Regions from separate parts of the Homo sapiens genome. Here region 2 is linked to region 1. The links are chromatin contacts, found by Hi-C or POLR2A ChIA-PET in ENCODE. All regions are on one chromosome and are shown on one strand. Each heading gives the region's core, a stretch centred on a gene start or an enhancer-like site at or near the end of the contact. The rest is flanking DNA. Distances are from core to core; before and after follow the strand shown.

What was found. A loop is a pair of places that touch in the nucleus more often than their neighbours do. ChIA-PET counts read pairs that join two places held with the same protein, here RNA polymerase II (POLR2A). Pooled maps may share reads with other maps.
Region 2: a map of CD8-positive, alpha-beta T cell shows a loop between it and region 1 (7-fold over the local background). The contact joins the promoter of HCG21 here to the promoter of GTF2H4 in region 1. A Hi-C loop is called at or near these places in 8 of 168 maps with a recorded cell type or tissue (CD8-positive, alpha-beta T cell, Calu3, K562 and 5 more), 10 of 37 single-sample maps with no recorded cell type and 13 of 50 pooled maps. POLR2A ChIA-PET finds 5 or more read pairs at or near these places in 22 of 52 experiments (A549, CD4-positive, alpha-beta T cell, CD4-positive, alpha-beta memory T cell and 17 more).

The regions. Positions count from the first base shown.
Region 1 is chr6:30,902,823-30,909,456 of GRCh38, forward strand. GTF2H4 (general transcription factor IIH subunit 4) reads left to right here and starts at 5,385. Exons shown (of 14, transcript NM_001517.5): 1 at 5,385-5,581; 2 at 6,212-6,351; 3 at 6,613-6,634. The coding sequence starts at 6,215.
Region 2 is chr6:30,952,576-30,959,209 of GRCh38, forward strand. It overlaps HCG21 (HLA complex group 21), which reads right to left and starts at 2,287. Exons shown (of 3, transcript NR_138040.1): 1 at 2,202-2,287. It overlaps MUCL3 (mucin like 3), which reads left to right. Exons shown (of 3, transcript NM_080870.4): 3 at 396-1,646. The coding sequence ends at 542. RefSeq lists an enhancer at 3,137-3,817.

The sequences.
Region 1 (6,634 bases), core at 4,135-6,634:
CAGCGTCCTCCCCCACCCGCTTGCTTTCCTCTGTGGGCCACTGGCCTTCTTTCAGATTCACCCAATGGGCCACAGTACTTCCTGCCACGTGGCCTTCGTGGCATGCTGTTCCCTCACCTGGAACAATGTTCCCTGCAGTCTGTGCCTTATTAACTCCTGCTTGTCCTTCAGCAGTCTTTCCTGACTTCCCCAACCAGGTCAAATTCCCTACTGATAATCTCAGAGGACATGAATCTCTTCTTTGTGGCACTTACTACGTGTGTAATTTTACATATCTTTTTATACCTGCCCCTCCCACCAAACTATAAGTTGCACAAGGGCAAAATCTTGGAACACAGGGCTCAATATTGGTTGAAAGAAAGAATTGTAGCAAATATCTGATAGACTAACATAGATTCTATGTAGTTACAGAACTAGAACTAGGATTAATAAGTGAAAGTTACAATAATGATGATAATATATTACTGAGCACCCACTATATACCAGGTATTGAAATTACGACATATTATATCTTACTTAATACAACAATATATGAAGTAGTTAAAATTACTTTGCACAGAGAAGAAAATTCTGTTAGGTTAAGCAGCTTGCCCAAAGTAGCAGTCAGTCAACAGTAAAGCCTGTGGGAAGTGGGTCTGTGGGCTCCTGGCTCTCTGTTCCTTTTTTTTTTTTTTTTTTTTTTTGAGACAAAGTCTTGCTCTGTCACCCAGGCTGGAGTTCAGTGGCACTATCTCCGCTCACTGCAACCTCCGCCTTCTGGGTTGAAGCGATTCTCCTGCCTCAGCCTCCTGAGTAGCTGGGATTACAGGCACCTGCCACCATGCCCGGCTAATTTTTGTATTTTTAGTAGAGACTGGGTTTCACCATGTTGGCCAGGCTGGTCTTGAACTCCTGATGTCTTGATCCACCCTCCTCGGTCTCCCAAAGTGCTGGGATTACAGGTGTGAGCCACCACGCCTGGCCCTGGCTCTCTGTTCTTTCTCTCCAGGATGCTGCCTGAGAGGAGGAGGTCATGAGCTCCCTATCACAGGAATTTTCTTTTTTGAACTACCATGCCCACTAACATGCTGGCCAACACGGTGAAACCCTGTCTGTACTAAAAATACAAAAAAAAATTAGCCAGGCATGGTGGTTCACGCCTGTAATCCCAACTACTCGGAAGGCTGAGGCACAAGAATCGCTTGAATCTGGGAGACAGAGATTGCAGTGAGCCAAGATTGTGCCACTGCATTTGACCTGGGTGACACTGTAAGACTCTGTCCCCTCACCCCCTCCAAAAGAGGTGTGCCTATTTCAATTTTTTTTTTTTTTTTTTTTTTTTTTTTTTTTTTTTAATTTGAGACAGACTCTCATTTTGTTGCCCAGTCTGGAGTGCAATGGTGTGATCTCAGCTCACTGCAACCTCCACCTCCAGGGCTCAAACAACCCTCCTGCCTCAGCCTCTCAAGTAGCTGGGCCTACAGGCATGCACCCTCATGCCCAGCTAATTTTTTTATTTTTTGTAGAGACAGGGTTTCACCATGTTGCCCAGGCTGGTCTCAAACTTCGGGGCTCAAGTGATCTGCCTGGCTTGGCCTCCCTTCAAAGTGCTGAGATTACAGGCATGAGCTACTGGACCCGGCCTCAATTTTCAGCAAAAGTGTATGAGTATGCTCCTATACCCTGGTCAACATTGAGGTTGTCAATCCTTAATTTCTTTTTTGCTGAACTTTTATATTTTAATTTTATTTATGTATTTATTTTGAGATAGAGTCTTGCTCTGTTGCCCAGGCTGGAGTGCAGTGGTGTGATCTCGGCTTACTGCAACCTCAGCCTACTGGGTTCAAGTGATTCTCCTGCCTCAGCCTCCCAAGTAGCTGGGATTACAGGCGCCCGCCACCATGTCTGGCTAATTTTTGTATTTTCAGTAGAGACGGGGTTTCACCCGCTCAGGCTAGTCTCGAACTTCTGACCTCAAGTGATCCACCCGCCTCGGCCTCCCAAAGTGTTGAGATTATAGGTGTGAGCCACTGCCTCCGGCCGATTTATTTATTTTTATTTTTATTTATTTATTTATTTTGAGATGGAGTTTCACTCTTGCCCAGGCTGGAGTGCAATGGTGTGGTCTCAGCTCACTGCAACCTCTGCCTCCCGGGTTCAAGTGATTCTCCTGCCTCAGCCTCCCAAGTAGCTGGGATTACAGGCGCCCGTCACCATGCCAGCTAATTTTTGTGTTTTTAGTAGAGACAAGGTTTCTACTAAAATGTTGACCAGGCTAGTCTGGAACTCCTGACCTCAGGTGATCCACCCACCTTGACCTCCCAAAGTGCTGGCATTACAGGTGTGAGCCATGGCGCCTGGCCTATATATTTATTTTTAAGAGACAGTCTAATTCTGCGGCCAGGCTGGAGTGCAGTGGTGTAACTGTAGCTCACTACAGCCTTGAACTGCTGGACTCAACCGATCTTCCTACCTCAGCCTCCTGAGTAGCTAGGACTTCAGGTGTGTGCATACCGAGCTAATTTCTTTTTCTCTTTTCTTTTCTTTTCTTTTCTTTTTTTTTTTTTTTTTTTTTTTTGAGACAGGGTCTCACTGTATAGCTCAGGCTGGAGTGCAGTGGCATGATCACAGCTCAGTGTAGCCTTGACCTCCTGGGTCCAAACAATCCTCCTGCCTCAGCCTCCTGAGTAGCTGGGACCACAGAACCAGGCCTGGCTAATTTTTTGAATTTTTTTTTTTTTTTTTTGAGACAAAGTCTCGCTCTTGTCCCCCAGGCTGGAGTGCAATGGTACGATCTCAGCTCACTACAAACTCCACCTCCCGGGTTCAAGCGATTCTCCTGCCTCAGCCTCCCGAGTAGCTGGGCTTATAGGCGCCTGCCACCACGCCCGGCTAATTTTTGTATTTTTAGGAGAGACGGGTTTCACCATGTTGGCCAGGCTGGTCTCGAACTCCTGATCTCGGGTGATCCACCCACCTCGGCCTCCCAAAGTGTCGGGATTACAGGCGTGAGCCACCGTGCCCAGCCAATTTTTTGATTTTTGAAACATTTCTGATATTCTGTTTAACTTTCTTTTTGCTTTGGCCAATCTTTCTTTCTCTTTCCTTCTTTCCCCCTCCCTAACCCTCCCTTCCTCTCCCCTCCCCAATTCTCCCCTCTCCAGTTCTCCCCTGTCCTCTCCTCTCTTCCCCTCTCCTTTTGGGACAGGGTCTCACACTGTTGCTCAGGCTGGAGTGCAGTGGTGCTATCATTGCTCACTGCAGCCTCAATCTCCTGGGCCCAAGTGATCCTTCTACCTCAGCCTCTTGAGCAGCTGGGACCGCAGGAGAGCACACCACTACACCTAGCTAATTTTTGTTTTGTTTTGTTTTTGTAGCGATAGAGTTTCTGTATAATGCCCAGGCTGGTCTGGAACTCCTGAGCTAAAATGATCCACCTTCTTTGGCCTCCCAAAGTGTTGGGATTACAGGCCTGAGCCACCCCGCCAGGCCTCTTTCTTTTCTTTTTCTTTTCTTCTTCTTTTTTTTTTTTTAAGCTGCTCCTTGCTGAGCAGGGCTAACTAGTAAGCAGTGGTCTGTCCCAATCTTTCTATTATGTTTCTTTTTCTTATTGCTTTGTAACAGCTTTTTGTATTTTGTTTATTTCATCAACCATTTCTTCCTAGATTGTAAATTGTCTTTCAACCTTACCTAAAGTTTGCCATAAAGAAGCTCTGTCAATTTTTAGCTTTTCTTTGAAGATTTTAAAACATTAATTGCTAAAAAGACAGGGACAACAGAAAACATGGGTGGGCTACAAAGTATAAAAAGTCTTGCATAGTCATTACCATTTTGATCCCTGGTTGCTTGCAAATGTGCTTCAAATCCCAGCTTGGGCACTTCCTGTCTGATTGTAGGGATTTTTTTTTTAATTTTTTTTTTTTTAGAGATGGGCATCTCAGGTTGGGCTCAGTGGCTCATGCCTGTAATCCCAACACTTTGGGAAGCTGAGGCAGGTGGGTCACCTGAGGTCAGGAGTTTGAGACTAGCCTGGCCAACATGTTGAAACCCTATCTCTACTAAAAATACCAGAATTAGCCGGGCGTGGTGGCACACACCTGTAGTCCCAGCTACTTGGGAGGCTGAGGTAAGAGAATCGCTTGAACCCGGGAGGCTGAGGTTGCCGTGAGCTGAGATCATGCAACTGCACTCCAGCCTGGGTGACAGAGTGAGAGACTCCGTTTCAAAAAAAAAAAAAAAAGAGAGAGAGAAATGGGGGTCTCCCTCTGTCACCCAGGCTGGTGCGATCATAGCTCACTGTAGCCTCAAACTCCTAGTCTCAAGCGATCCTCCTGCCTCAGCCTCCCAAGTAGCTGGGGGTCACAGCTCTGAGCCACCTCGCCAGGCTGCAGGCAAATTTCTTAATCTTGCCGGGCTCCAGTCTTCCAGTCTATAAGGTGGGAATAACAAAATTTGCATATAGGAATTTGGGGAAACGTGTAGTTCTGGGTTTGGGTGAAGACCTCCACTTTTGTAGTAGGTTCATAAATCAAATCAGAGCAAATAGTTGGTGTCTTAAAAACTGTATTTATCTGGGTCTTCTAAGTAAACGGTTTGAGGAGTGGTGGAGGCAGAAATTAAGATTTACTGAGTACTTAGGGTCAAGTAAGGTGCACTGGATCGTGTTAATCGTTAACTCGTGGAAACCGCCCAGAGTGTGTACGCTTTCTTTCTTTTCTTTCCTTTTCTTTTTTTTTGAGACGGAGTTTCACTCTTGTCGCCCAGGCTGGCGTGTAATGGCATGGTCCTGGCTCACTGCAACTCCGCCTCCAGGGTTCAAGCGATTCACCTGCCTCAGCCTCCAGAGTAGCTGGGATTACAGGTGCCCACCACCACGCCCGGCTAATTTTTGTATTTTTAGTAAAGACGGGGGTTTCACCATGTTGGCCAGGATGGTCTCGAACTCCTGACCTCGGGTGATTCGCCGCCTCGGCCTCCCAAAGTGCTAGGATTACAGGCGTGAGTCACCGCGCCCGGCCTGGAGTGTGTATTATCCCAATTTTATGGGGAGTAATTGTGCTCACTCGGCTCACCACCAAGTCGCCAGAGCGCGCCTCCGCAAGGAAGCCCTCCAGGCACTTCTACTTTCCCGGACCCGCCTCCCGCTCCAGCCGGTTACACGCGCCGTTAGCAGCGTGGGCGGAGTTGGTTCTGCCTTCGCGGAACCAACTGGTCCAGCTTCTGGTGTCTCCCCTCGCTCAATTAAAAGCCAGCTCCTCTCCTTTCGGCTTCCCCACGGTGCCTTTCGGGATTTGTAGTCAGACGCGCTTCAGCCGGCTCTAAGGAGAGCAAAGGCAAGACTCCAATTCCCAGCATCCCCCGCGCCCGGAGAGTGCAGCGTCTATTCTCATCCTCTTCACTTTTCCACTCCTCCCCTTACCTCCCTTCTCTTCTGAATTCTCCATTCTGGGCTCTTGCCTGTGAAATCTTTCTTTGCTTTCCCCATCTTTTCCTCGCATTTTTTCACCATCTTTCCCTCAATCTCCAGGAGCCAATGCGAGACTTTGGCTCCGATTAAGCGACGGCCCGAGACTCGGGGTGCGCGAGGAGGATCGACAGAGTGGTGAGGGGACCTAGGAGGGCGGGAGTGGCAGAGGTATGAGAGAGAGAGAGGTGAGTGGGAGGCGAAGAGTGAGAGGAAGGCAGGGAGAAGCTAGGAGATCGGAAGGCGTGGGTCAGGGTGAATGACGTGAAGTAGACTTGGGAAGGGAAAAGAGGTGGCTTTAGATTTGGGAAGCATGGAGGGGAGAGGTTACCGCCGTACTTAGCAGAAGTGGGCTAAGAGATAGAAGATAGGAAGGACGGGCAGATTTGGAGCTTGTAGACTGGTCTGACCAGGATGGGATGGAAGAGAGAGGTGTGGGCTCAATTTTCTTTGTCCCTGTTTAGCCAAAGATGAGACAAGTCATTGAAATACAAAATGATCTTGCAAACACTGGACAGTTAACAATTCTGTCACTTGGTAATTGAGGGAAGACTGGAGTTGAAGGGCAGAAATAGGGTGAGGAGGCAAGAAAGGGAGGGAGATTGGTCAGGTTTGGGAGAAACCAGAGGAGATGAGTGACATGGGAAAGGAGACCACAGAAAAGGTGGGGTTATTGTGGGGACTGATGGATCTGGAATCAGTTAGAAAGGTCAGGGGTGACACTGGCATGGATGGTGAGGTTGCACTTCTGACGTTTGCATTCCTCAGGTGATGGAGAGCACCCCTTCAAGGGGACTGAACCGAGTACACCTACAATGCAGGAATCTGCAGGAATTCTTAGGGGGCCTGAGCCCTGGGGTATTGGACCGATTGTATGGGCACCCTGCCACATGTCTGGCTGTCTTCAGGTGAGAAGCCCCTTCATGGCAGGGAAATGTAATGGGGTCTGCGGAGTGGAATAAAATATCATAGGTAAAAGTGTAGCAGCCTGGAGTCGGGGTGGGGACTGGGGGCAAGGGTTGGAAATTGCTCTAAAGTGTGGAGGCCAAAACAGCAGGACTGGTAAAGTTGTGCTGGAGTGAGATGAGATGTTTGAGAGGTAATTGAGGGCAGAGATGCAGATACAATGCAGCTTCTGATACTAACCTTTGACCTCTGTTCCTGTACAGGGAGCTCCCATCCTTGGCTAAG
Region 2 (6,634 bases), core at 1,037-3,536, 47 kb after region 1:
GGGAATAATGAGTCTAGGAAAAGAGACATGGCAGAAGTGGGAGGAACAGTAATAGAGGGAGAGTTTTGGTGAAAACTAAGGAGAAAGACAATAAATACACAGGAGGTAAAAAGCTGGAATTGGGGACAAGGCTGTGGCTGAGAATGAAAGGGTGTGAAAGAGAAAGTGTGGGGGGTGGAGAGTCTGGGGTATGAGAATAGGAGGTGTAAAGACAAGGAGAATATGGTAGAGTGGGGAACTGGAGATGGAGCTGGGACTCATTGTATTGGACCTGGAGCTGGAATAAACATCAAGGTTTGGATGGAATCTTGAGAATAGAATCAAGACCTGAGGTGAGTGTTGTGGAAAACAAATCGCAGATGGTTCTCATTCCTCCTTTCTCATCCCAATCACAGGTCTCCTATATGATGCGGACACGCCGCACACTAACCCAGAACACCCAGTACAATGATGCAGAGGATGAGGGTGGCCCCAATTCCTACCCGGTCTACCTGATGGAGCAGCAGAATCTTGGCATGGGCCAGATCCCTTCCCCACGGTGATCTTGGAGTAGGCGCCCAGCCCTGGCTCTTCCATGCTCTGCCCCTTTCCTGGATGAGGAACCGGACTCACAATTTCTATTTCCGGGACTACAGGAAGGGCAGAGAATACTGACGGTTACCAGTATTAACCCTTCATCTGTTCTTGAAACTGGTTGGGGAATGAGGTGATAAGCAAGGAGGGTGTAAGTTTAGGGGACAAAGAAGAAAGAATGAATAATACGAGCAGACATTCTCTGTAGAAGGTAATGGTCTGAGAATGAAAAGGTGTTTGATGGACATGTTGTGGGGGCACCAATGCAGAACACTGCACTGAGTCCTAAAGGAAGGACAGGAGCCTTATAGGCAATGCCCCAGACTGACTTGTGAGTGGGGTTTATGGGGAAAGGGAGGGACTGAGGGCAGAGTCTCTGGGTTTCAGGACAGCATTATGTTATTTCCATTCACTATTACTTAAGAGTTTGTGTGTAAACAGGCTCATCTCTGAGTTCTCAGGACCCTTGCCCCCACCCCCATTTTTTTAATGAAAAAAAAAAACAAAAAAAACGGATCCAAGAAGAAAAGAGAATTTATTTCCTTCTCCACTCTCTCCATGCCCTGGAGAAAAAAAAGTCCAGAAGAAATCATAAATATCTCTCATCTACATGGTTGCTTCCTCTTCCTCCCAAATCCCTTAGTTTTCCTAAATGTCTACAGTGGACGCCCTGTTGGTTTGGCTTGCTGGGTTGTGGGTGGACACGCAAGGAGGGGATTTTTATTTGGCCAGCAGTCTCACCCACTGATCTCCACCCCAGACCTTCCCTGATTGGTGTCTCAGCATTTATTTTCCTGTCTCTTCCACCAAAAGCCAGCTGTAGCTTTATCTCGTAAAAGTTACCCATCTTCTCTACTGTCCCCATTCTCTCTCCTCCCACCTTCACCCCAGATTCAAGTTTTCCTCCTTGTAGGCATTTCATCTGTGTGTGTTTTCTGGATTTTCTCTCTCTCTTCTTATGGCCATTTCACCTTATTACTGATTGGGTAGAGGGGGAAAAGGAGAATGATGATGATAGTTTCCTTCTGTCTATTGACCTTTTTTATAATAAAGTATAACATGTTTATAAAGGGCATCATAGTTATTAGACTATCCATTGGGAGAAAGTTCTGACTGGCGTTCCTGGCTCTGGCTGAGACCTTACAGAAGTGGAGGAGACAGAGGAGCTGGAGGGCAGGACTGGCAATCTATGGAGGGTCAAGAAAGGGGAGGCTGAATTTCTATTGCTCCAAAAATGGCTCCTTTCTGGGTTTAGGTAAGAGCCAGCCTCAGTCCAGGCTGGGTTTATTTGCATGGTGACAAAATGAGTAGAAAAACCTGTCAATTAATAAGCAAGTATTTTAAAGCAACTATTATATACTCTGTTGAGGATATAAAGAAGTATAAGACATAGTTCTCACCTGAGACACAAAGACAGGAAAATTAAAATTAAATAATTCAACAAGAGTTGTCACAAGTTAGGTGCTATATAGAATAAAACAACACCCTAATTCATTAAGCCCAACTCCGTGAGCATCTACTATGCCCCCTATTTATGTTAGGACACCAGCCCTGCTCCAAAACCGTTGTGTGCCCATGTCAGTCCCAACAGAAACCTCCCATCACCCATGCAGCCTTGGCTCTCTTACCAGAGTATGGCATCATCACTAATTGAACAGGTGCCCCAGTTTGCTGCCAGGCTCCTAAACGTAACTCCATCCAGAATCAAACAGCAGGGCCACAGGTCACTCGCTATCTGCTCCTTTGGGCATCCCCATTTGCTGAAAGCTGGAAACCTATCATGGTCAGTAATCCCAACCCTGACACTGATGTCACTGAACTATCTGGCCCTGGCTGGGCTGGGAAGGCCCTTATTACTGAATCTCCCACCAGAGACCCGCTCTGCTAAAGGCAAGATTGAAGCTTGACTCTCAGAAAGCAGACATGCCAGATGCCAGAGGGACCCAGACTTAGGCCCCTGGAGAAAGGAGGCAGAGGGACACCTGGGTTCTGGAAGGGGCTGGAGAGCCCTCGAGAAAAGGAGGAAGATGCCTGGATTTTAGTTGTCTGGGTAGACGGTGACTCAGCCTGTGGCATCTGCCAGGACAGGAGTGTCTCTCTGCCCTGGGAGGGATGCAGAAACCCCTAAACTCAGCCTGGACCCCAATTCAAAAACAAAACGAAATAAAAACATCTCTGCCTCTAGAGTCCTAAACATCCAACCGGACAGACCCCTCCCCTATCAAGACACCAAAATGCAGCACTGGAGGTCAAAGGGTGTATAAGGGGGATGGGGAGGTTCTTCGCCCGGCAAAGGCGGACTGTGGGCCCTGGGGCGCGGCGGGTGTCTCCCTCCCACTTTCCTCTCTATTCCCCGCTAATTATCACTTTGAAATCTAGGCGGAAATCCTTTAACAAGCTCCGGGGCTGGGCCCTCATTAGGGATAATTACTTAATCAGTAGGACGGGAGGGAATGCGCTCCCCCAGCCCTCGGGGAGTACACCTCGGGGGGAGCGAGTGCCCCGAGGGCAGGAGGCTGCCGGGGCGCCGGAAGCTGCTGTCCCGGCGGAGTCGCAGCGGGGGCTCCGGTTCCCCGAGACTGCGGCCCTCCCTCGTTCCTCCAGGTTCCGCTTTGCGGGCGGCTTCTGATCTCTTGCGGACAGCTCAGATTAGTGGCTCGAGGCCGCCGCCCCCGCAGCGCCCCAGCCCTACTGCGCCGAATCCCCTCCTCCCAGCCCCCAGCCCCCAGGGAGGGGCCTGGACTGACGGGCCTGGGCGTAGCTCCTACCCCCGTGACATTGGCCATAAAACTGACACCCGTTTGTGCTGTGCTTTCACGTACATCGCACCTGTGATCCTCCGATCACCCTGCGAGTTACGAGGCCTGCTTTACAAGCCTTATAAGAAGTTACAGACCTTATAAGAGTTCTTATAAAGCTTGCTTTACAGATGAGAAAACCGAGGCTCAGAGAAGAGCCCTGTTCAAACCCACACGGCTCCTATGGAACAGAAGGCTTGCTTTATTTTCTCCAAGCCTCAATTTCACTTTGTTCCTCAGTGGAGCCAGGTTCTCTGACACCAAGGCAGCCCCACCTGGACGGGTGGGATGTTACAGGGACCACCTAAGGAACAGGGTGTAATTGAGATTTGCACGAGGGTGTCCAGCCCCTTCTTCCAGAGTCCAGGCCTCCCTTTCCAGCTCCTTGAACGTCCAGAGTCTTCTTCTGGCCTCACTGCCAGTATCCCAGGTCAGGGTTTTTTCTGCCAGCCTCTGTCCCCGGAGACACATTAACTGGCCTCATAGTCACAGGCTCTGCATCCTCCCCTCACAGTGCCCAGCTGTCCCTGGAGAGGTGCTGGCAAAGTAAGAAGATCCAATGATTTGGGACACAGTCACCTTCATTTTTCTCCCCTCTGCCTCCTACAAAGGCCTCTGTCCCAGAAATGAGACATCCCAGAGAAAACAGGTTTCTGCTGACCTCTGGCTGGGAGGGTGGGTCTCCTCTCCTCCCACAGATGTGATTCCCTTGTTCTCTCCCGCTCCCTCCTTCTTCCCTCATATTGTCATGGCCTTAAGATACCCCTCCCTGGAGAGGGAGCGTCCAGAAGTTACGGCCTCCCCTGCCTGGTGGCAACTATAAATGCCACAGCTATGGTCAAGTGAGAAAAGAAATTAAGCCAGACATATTGTGGGAGCAACCCTCAGAACCCAGGAATCCAGCATTCCCAGTCCCCACTCACCACTGTCTTGGAACCTACCCCAACTGATCTTACTCCTCCCAGAACCCTGCCCCTGGCAAGCTTTTAATTCTTCCTGCAACTTCATGTCCCATTGAGACACCAGGCATCAAGGCCCCCTCTGGAGCCCATCTGCCCTCTAGAACCCAGGCATTCTAGATAACAACTTCCCACATGGATTATTTCAAGATGAGGTGAGGGAAATTACCTCCCACCTCCTGCATCCAGGTGATGCTTCTCTTTGGAATCTTGAGACTGGTAAGTGAATTATCCATCAATCGGAGAAGACACTGAGGCCACAAAAAGTCTGAAGGAGACAAGGGTTCCTGTCCCAGGCATTCTGTTTGCTTTTCTTATTCTCATTCTTTTGCAAAAGCAAAAAGCAAGCAAAGATGATGAACTTCTTTTTTGCCCCTTTCTGCAAAAGCCAGTACTAACCTTAACCCCCACTAACCACGATTTTGACCCCCAACTTCACCTTGCAGCAAACCCACCTTCATCTTCCCCTTCCAATGCTCCGCTGTAAGCATGAACACAAATAATAGCTGTGTTGTATTTCCTTAGAATCCCGGGTTTAACGGCTGCTCAACAAATGCTTTGTATCTAACTTGAAAATTCTAGTTTCAATATCATCTTTAAATATTTATTAGAGCTAGGCTCCAAGTCTAAAGCCAAGTGAAATGAAAATATCACTTCCAGAAATACTGCCTAAATTAAAATCCTCAGTAGGGCTTTCATAATCCCCGGATAGAGACAGGGAGGGATCCTTCGGATCCCAGGGATACGGGAACTGTGGGTGATATTAGCCTGAAGAGAAGTACAATCCAAATTCCTGTCTTCCTAGCCATTTCACCTGACTTCTCTCCACCTGACTTCTCTCCTTGGTCCCTTCAATGTTTCAAGTTTCTCTGCCTAATGACTACAACCCAATGTCAGGCAGATTTATAAAGCCCCTTCGCTTCCACTGTAGGATGGAATGCCATAAAAAGGGAGCAAGGAGACAGTTGTGGAATTGGAATAAACAGAAACAGCCCTAGGCTGAATGAACAGGAGGCTGCTTTGTGGTGGCTTCTTTGATGTCTGTTTCCTGCATCCTCTCTCTGCTCTCTTATCCCAGGCACTCTCCTGGAGACCCTGCCTTGCACATCCTGTTCTTTTCCTCCTCCCTGCGTCTCTGTGAGCTTGTTCATTTTAAGAGGCCCAAATTATTACTGCAACAGGCAACTTCCAAACTCATATTAAGTCTACCTTGGCTCTGAAATCCAGTCCTTTATTTTCAATTTTTTTTCAATAATATCTTCACTTGGATGTCACATCATATCAAACGTGACATTCACGTGTTCATCTGGCAAACATTTTTTGAGCATCTACTCTGTGCTAGTTCTGAAGATAAATCAGTGAACAAAACAGCAACAGGCCCTGCCTTCAGGGAGCTCACAGTTCACTAGGAAAGGCAGAGATCACACAAAGAAGGCATATAATAAAAGAGAGGCACAAGTGTGCAAAATACTGTCAGGACCCACCTCGTCTTCCCACCATCAAGTCTAAAAAGCCGCCTTCATCAGCATCCATTCTCCCCTGCTAACATTGGAGTGTTCGTGCATCTTGGCTCTGGCTCCCCCATCCCACACCTCCTGCCTTCTTCATGGGCTTCTTCCCCTTCCAGTTTTTCCTTCTCCTTCTACAGGGTCCTTCCCAACACCAGCCAAATAAGCCCTAAGCAGTGTGCACAGGAAGCACCCAGAGGAGAGTATTTTTAAAAAGTAGATTTCTAAAGACCCGGCACGGTGGCTCATGCGTATAATCCCAGCACTTTGGGAGGCTGAGGTGGGCGGATCACGCCAGGAGTTTGAGACCAGCCTGGACAACATAGCGAAACCCCGTCTCTACTAAAAATACAAAACTTAGCCAGGTGTGGTGGTGCACACCTGTAATCTCAGCTACTTGGGAGGCTGAGGCAGGGGAATCACTTGAACCTGGGAGGCAGAGGTTGCAGTGAGCTGAGATCACACCAGTGCACCCCAGCCTGGGTGACAGAATGAGATGCTGTCTCAAAAAAATAAAAAATAAATAAATAAAATGGAGATGGCCACTGGATGCAGTGGTTCAGGCCTGTAATCCCAGCACTTTTGGAAGACAAGGTGGGAGGATTGCCCAAAGCTAGGAGTCAGAGACCTGCCTGGGCGACATTGCGAGACACTGTCTCTATTAAAAAAAAAAAAAAAAAAATTAACAAGTTCCCCAGGCACTCCTGATGTGGTCCAGGGACACACTTTGGAAAGCTCTGCTCTGCTGGCAGCCATCTTCACAGACCCCCACCCACATCTTCTCAGCCTTGCCCCC